Regions from separate parts of the Homo sapiens genome. Here region 1 is linked to region 2. A link is a loop called in an ENCODE intact Hi-C map of the cell type or tissue named here. Cell type or tissue: Caco-2. All regions are shown on one strand. Each heading gives the region's core, and the rest is flanking DNA. Links, peaks and the distances in the headings are about the cores only. Region 1 overlaps TXK (TXK tyrosine kinase). Region 2 overlaps TXK (TXK tyrosine kinase).

The links. A loop is a pair of places that touch in the nucleus more often than their neighbours do. Peaks named below come from ENCODE experiments on the same cell type or tissue, not always from the same donor. Only the 100,000 strongest peaks of a DNase experiment are listed, where the experiment ranks them.
Region 1: it touches region 2 in a loop (4-fold over the local background); 4 of 110 quality-filtered maps call a loop at or near these places.

The regions. Positions count from the first base shown.
Region 1 is chr4:48,069,704-48,072,616 of GRCh38, forward strand. TXK (TXK tyrosine kinase) reads right to left here. Exons shown (of 15, transcript NM_003328.3): 14 at 1,814-1,971. Among named protein-coding and RNA genes, the nearest start is that of NIPAL1, 54 kb to the left of the region's middle. In Caco-2, for the core only: no CTCF peak of the experiment used is centred there; DNase peaks (open chromatin) are centred at 1,468 and 1,778.
Region 2 is chr4:48,126,646-48,129,558 of GRCh38, forward strand. The region is part of intron 1 of TXK (TXK tyrosine kinase); the gene reads right to left. Among named protein-coding and RNA genes, the nearest start is that of TXK, 6.1 kb to the right of the region's middle. RefSeq lists enhancers at 494-1,356, 2,878-2,913 and a silencer at 707-1,001. In Caco-2, for the core only: a CTCF peak has its summit at 1,268 (motif pointing right); DNase peaks (open chromatin) are centred at 816 and 1,296.

The DNA of each region.
Region 1 (2,913 bases), core at 153-2,652, 57 kb before region 2:
AATGTTGTTTACATGGTCCTTCTGACAGCATCCTACTTATCACTTCCCTTCCTCCTTCTATGTCTCAGTTCCACTTACATATAACATCTCAATAAGCATTATATTACACACACACGTGTGTATTATTTCATACACAACATATACTTCTGAGCTACTTACATTGTTATTGCAAAGATGCTCCTAAAACGGCTGCTTATTACTACTCACTGAACATTTTTCTGAACATTTTTTTCTTACAGCTTGCTGAGCATTTTTCTATGTCTTTCAAGATTCCTTGTAAAGTAGTTAATATATGTAAAATATTTTCATACATTGGGGCTCTCTATAAATGTAATGCTTTTGGAATATGAATAACCACATCACTCTTAAAATATTCAATATTCTAGTGTTTGTGGATTGATAATCAAGTGCTTTATTTTTTCAGCCAGGAGGAAACTTCTCATCAAGCTGCAATTTCCAGCTGAAACTGTCAGCTGGAAAGAGACCAAAGCTCTCAAAATCAAAGGGAATTTCACTGAGAAGGGCAGGGGTGTGTTGAGTCAGTGCCCAGAGGTGGAAAAGAAGCCCCTCTGGCTTTATTTCTAAGCTTGGCATTTCAACAAATAGAAAAACTAAGTTCTGGAGAGATTTCTTCCTGAGTGGAAGTTCCTGACACACTTTCTGCCTCCATTCCTATTCTAGTTTAATCTGTAGCAGGAGTCCTGACTGCCAGAAGACAGATGAAACCCATTACTATTAGCGTTGGAAAAGCAAGACAAAGCAAAGTTGAGTGAAGTAAATGGAAACACCATCTTTCTTTTTCAACCTGGAAATTTAACAAGCCTGGTTCTACCCTTAGTTTCCACCATTAATTCTTTTATTTATTTGCTTATTTATTTATTTATTTATTTTTTGAGACAGAGTCTTGTTCTGTTGTCCAGGCTGGAGTGTAGTGGCGCAATCTCAGCTCACTGTAGCCTTTGCCTCCTGGGTTCGAGCAATTCTCCTATCTCCGCCTCCCAAGTAGCTGGAATTACAGGCATGCACCACCAGGCCTGGCTAATTTTTGTATTTTTAGTAGAGACAGGGTTTCACCATGTTGGCCAGGCTGGTCTCAAACTCCTGACCTCAAGTGATCTGGCCACCTCGGCCTCCCAAAGTGCTGGGGTTACAGGCGTGAGCCACCACACACAGCCTCCATCATTTAATTCTTTTTTTTTTTTTTTTTTTTTTTGAGATGGAGTCTCACTCTGTCGCCCAGGCTGGAGTGCAGTGGCGCCATCTCGGCTCACTGCAAGCTCCGCCTCCCAGGTTCAAGATTCTTCTCCTGCTTCAGCATCCCCAGTAGCTGGGATTACAGGCATGCACCACCACGCCCGGCTAATTTTTGTATTTTTAGTAGAGATGGGGTTTTACCACGTTGGCTGGGCTGGTCTCAAACTCCTGACCTCAGGTGATCCACCCGCCTCGGCCTCCCAAAGTGCTGAGATTACAGGCATGAGTCACTGCGCCCGGCCCATTAATTCTTAAAGCTAATAAAACATCTAATCACTGAGGCTTGAGTAACACCAAGAGTTTCTGCAAGAACCAATCTCAAACAGATAAGACTCAGAAAATGCACTGAATTCCTCAGATAAAAGGCCATTGTTCAAAACAAAATGGATTCATGACTTTGTAGTGAGTTTGAGATAGTACTTCAGACTCTCAGGATCATGACCAAGACACAGATGCCTTTTCCTGCCATGACAGAGTTCTGAAGTAATGTTTGTGATAATCAGGTCTGCTCTCAGATGCTGGGACTGCCAACCTTCATAGGAAAGTAACATATGCTTACCTCATGCCAGCAGCTGTACATGACTTCATATATGGACATTGGTGCCAGGTGAGGGCGATATAGCCTGAAGCCTTCAGAAATAGCTTCCACGACTTGCAAATTTGACTTATTTTCAAAAGGCATTTTTCCTTCTGTAAAAACTTCCCACATTAAAACTCCTGCAAACAAAAATGCAGGAAAACAAGGGGTTAGAGAGAAATGATTGCTTGGGAACTGAAAGAACAATTTCAAACTACAAGGCATTATTTTTGTGCTCCAGGCTTTGGGCTATAACCATCCTGAATAACAGCGGTTCTGTCAAGGAAGCAAATCATGTTCACTTTAGTTTTCAAAGAGGCCTGTAACCTGAAAATAATCTAAGTGAAAACAATGCCTTTCCTTGTCCATGGGTCTTGATTGCCTCTCCTATCAGGAGAAAATGCCAGTAGCATTTTCTTTTCTTTTTTTTTTTTTTTGAGACAGGGTCTCGCTCTGTCGCCCGGGCTGGAGTGCAGTGGCATGATCTCAGCTCACTGCAACCTCTGTCTACCGGGCTGGAGTGCAGTGGCATGATCTCAGCTCACTGCAACCTCTGTCTCCCGGGTTCAAGCAATTCTTCTGCTTCAGCCTCCTGAGTTGCTGGGATTATAGGTGCCCACCACCACGCCCAACTAATTTTTCTATTTTTAGTAGAGGCGGGGTTTCACCATGTTGGCCAGGCTGGTCTCGAGCTCTGACCTCAGGTGATTCGACCACCTCAGCCTCCCAAAGTGCTGGAATTACAAACGTAAGCCATCACGCCCGGCCTAGCATTTTCATTTCTAAGCAGCAGTCACGTTCCTGCATCCTGAAATCAATGAACCTTTCTGCCATTCCATAGAAACTGACAGGATTATGTGAGCCTCTGCTGCCTACTTAGCCAAGAGTTTCAGCCAGTAAATGGCATGTGTCCCCTTCTTTCTGCTAAAAGATTAGACTGATGGGCAGAGCCCCAGAATATCTAGCAGGGGCTCTGTACATAAGTAGATGTCCAATAATCATTGATTGATTGATTAGTGAAACTCCTGCAAGAACTCCTAATTTGAGTTCATTTAATTATTCACTTATTCTACAAATATTTA
Region 2 (2,913 bases), core at 201-2,700:
ACACTCCACCATACCCGGCTAATTTTTTTGGTATTTTTAGTAGAGATAGGATTTCACCACATTGGCCAAGCTAGTCTCAAACTCCCAACCTCAAGTGATCCCCCTCTTTGGCCTCCCAAACTGCTGGGATTACAGGCAGGAGCCACCATGCCTGGCCAAGTCAAGAACTTTGAAAGAGAAATTGCTGTTATCAGTCAGCAGGCAGGAGTATCTGGGACTAGAGAAATGCCTCCCCCAGCTCCCTGACCTCACAACACATGGCCACACCTGATAATATTCCCCTTAGTTGTCTTCACTGTCTTCTGCAGCCTGGAATTTAGGAGAAAATATTTTCAAAAATTCTTATGTTTCCTGATTCAATAGCAAAGACAATGGCCTTTAAAGAAAGATACAGACCTACCCTACCACTGCTTTAATTATGACCCAATTTTATTTAATTTCCCTCAAAGTCCAAGAACAGTGGTGAGCAGGAAGGCAAACCACTGCTTTGTTTGTGGTTCCATCCTCTGCCCAGCAGAGTTGCTGCCCAATAAATAATCATTGCGAGAAGAAAAATCACACTATGAAAGCCAAACAGCTCCCTGGTGTTCCCTTGCTTGGCATGACTTTCCAAGACAGCAGGCATCTTTATTTACAGGTTGAAGTGTTGGGCCAAAATTCATTCCAATGCAGGTATCAAGGAGTATTCATTTCATGATCATTTTCAATTTACAGCAGCACAGGTGTTCCCAGTAAGTAAATAGACAGCGCCCTTCCACAGGCATTCTGTGATTACAGAAGCCATTCTTTGAATTGTTTTGCCGATTAACCTGCAGAGGGAAAGCTCTTGAGCTTTTAGCAAATTCCCAACTTAGGCAGGAACTCATGCATATCAAGGGCCTTTGCCAGAGTGACAAAAATGCCCCAGAGATAGGCAATGACTATTTGCCTGCTGGAAGGAAATGTGGAAAGAATATATTCGGGCTTGAAGATTATCACTGAAGGAGCTGAGCTTCCTCTCCCAGGCTTACATCTGCGCTGTTCTTTTCATCTACTTCTCATTCCTCAGTAAATATCTCTAATGATGAGCCTCAGGCCAGCAAATCAGAAAAAGGGCATCGCATCAGATGTAATCTCTGTGACCTTTAGAAACCGGCACATCTGTCATGGGATAGGCAGTTGGCCCTCCCATCTTTGGTATTTGTGTTTTTTCCTTGGAAGGATTTGCGCCCCTCTGTCCTCTAGGAGAGGCTCCTATTGACATTCCTTCCACCCCCAGAGGTTCCTGGGTGGCAACAGCTGGGCTGATTGGGAACAGGTTTCCACCAGGGGGCACTGGAAGAAAGCAAAAGTGAGAAGCACCCCTTCTCAGAATAGCTCCTAAGGTCATCTCTGAAGAGGACAAAGGAACAGATGTGAAGAACTGTGGGGCCCGGGCTGCGCGGGAAGCAAAGCCGCTGTCGCTTCCTCATGTCTAATGTTTTGAAGTTTACATCGTCACCTCCAGTTCATCCCCTGGCATTTCCGATGTCAGGGTTTCGTTTTGAATCAGTGCCTTGAGTGAAATGCATTCCTACTGAATTTGGTCATCATAATAACTGGCACATGGCTAGTGATTTATATTTAAAAACATGGCTTGAAACTGGCTCAGTTTTGAGAGCTGCCTTAACCCAAAGACCAGGCTTGTTGCCCAAGCCAGGCGCTCCAGGTTGTGGTTTTAAGATGAGGAATGTCTGATACCGGCTGCTTTTGCAGTTGATGGGCTGTGGTGAGTGGGGAAAGCCTTAAAAACTTGTGGCTTTGGAAAAATGGCTCTGGGTGACCAGAGCTGATTCTGTAAGTTTGCTGCAACATATCCTTTTTGTTTTTTTTTCCAGAAATTTACAGAAAGGCCAAACTTCCTCATTACTCTGCCATAAATGCCCACCACTACATCCTTTTTTTTTTTTTTTTTTTTTTGAGATGGAGTCTCACTCTGTCTCCCAGGCTGGAGTGTGGTGGCACGATCTCAGCTCACTGCAACCTCTGCTCCCGGGTTCACGCCATTCTCCTGCCTCAGCCTCCCGAGTAGCTGGGACTACAGGTGTCTGCCACCACGCCCGGCTAATTTCTTTTTGTATTTTTAGTAGAGACGGGGTTTCACTGTGTTAGTCAGGATGGTCTCGATCTCCTGACCTCGTGATCCACCTGCCTCGGCCTCCCAAAGTGCTAGGATTACAGGCGTGAGCCACCGCGCCCAGCCTATCTTCAAAAGGCCCCATTTCTTAAGGGCCTTTTGAAGATAGGCACGTTTTAGCCACATTAACCCATATTATCTGGGGAGAGTGACACATAACTAGCTTGGCTATAGCATGGATGGATTTCTACCTCTGAACAGGAGTTAGAAAAGACTTCCAAGTTGGAGTTAGACTTCTTGGTTTGGAGTTAGACACCAAACCAAGACCCCACACCAAGGAGAGGGGAAAATAGTAAAATTGGGACATTGAGTTTTTCACATATTTATTCAATTTAGAAAGTTATCCTTTATTCTGAGTTTATGCCCTTTATACATTTGGGGTCTGAAGTGATCCTGTGTCTGTGTTCGCACGTGTGTGCACTTTTCCTTTTGATACTAAAATGTCCATTATTCTAAGAAGTGATGGTCTCCAGAGATGTTAGTTTTTCTAAATGTATGGATAAAATAAGTGAGTAATTTGTGTTAGACCTTGACTGTTCTGTTTTTTTGACATTATACTGCCAGTGAAACCTTAAAGAAGGGAGGATAACTACTTTAGGGGAGTCACTGGTGACTAAGAGAAAACAAGTACCTAGCTAACAGGACACCAAACTGATCAATTTGAGTGGAAGAGTGGTGCTTGACCTGTCTATGGCCTGAAGGGGTGCTGTGTGGGGTGAGGAGATTCTAGAAGCCTGGCAAGCTGGATGGAGTCCCGG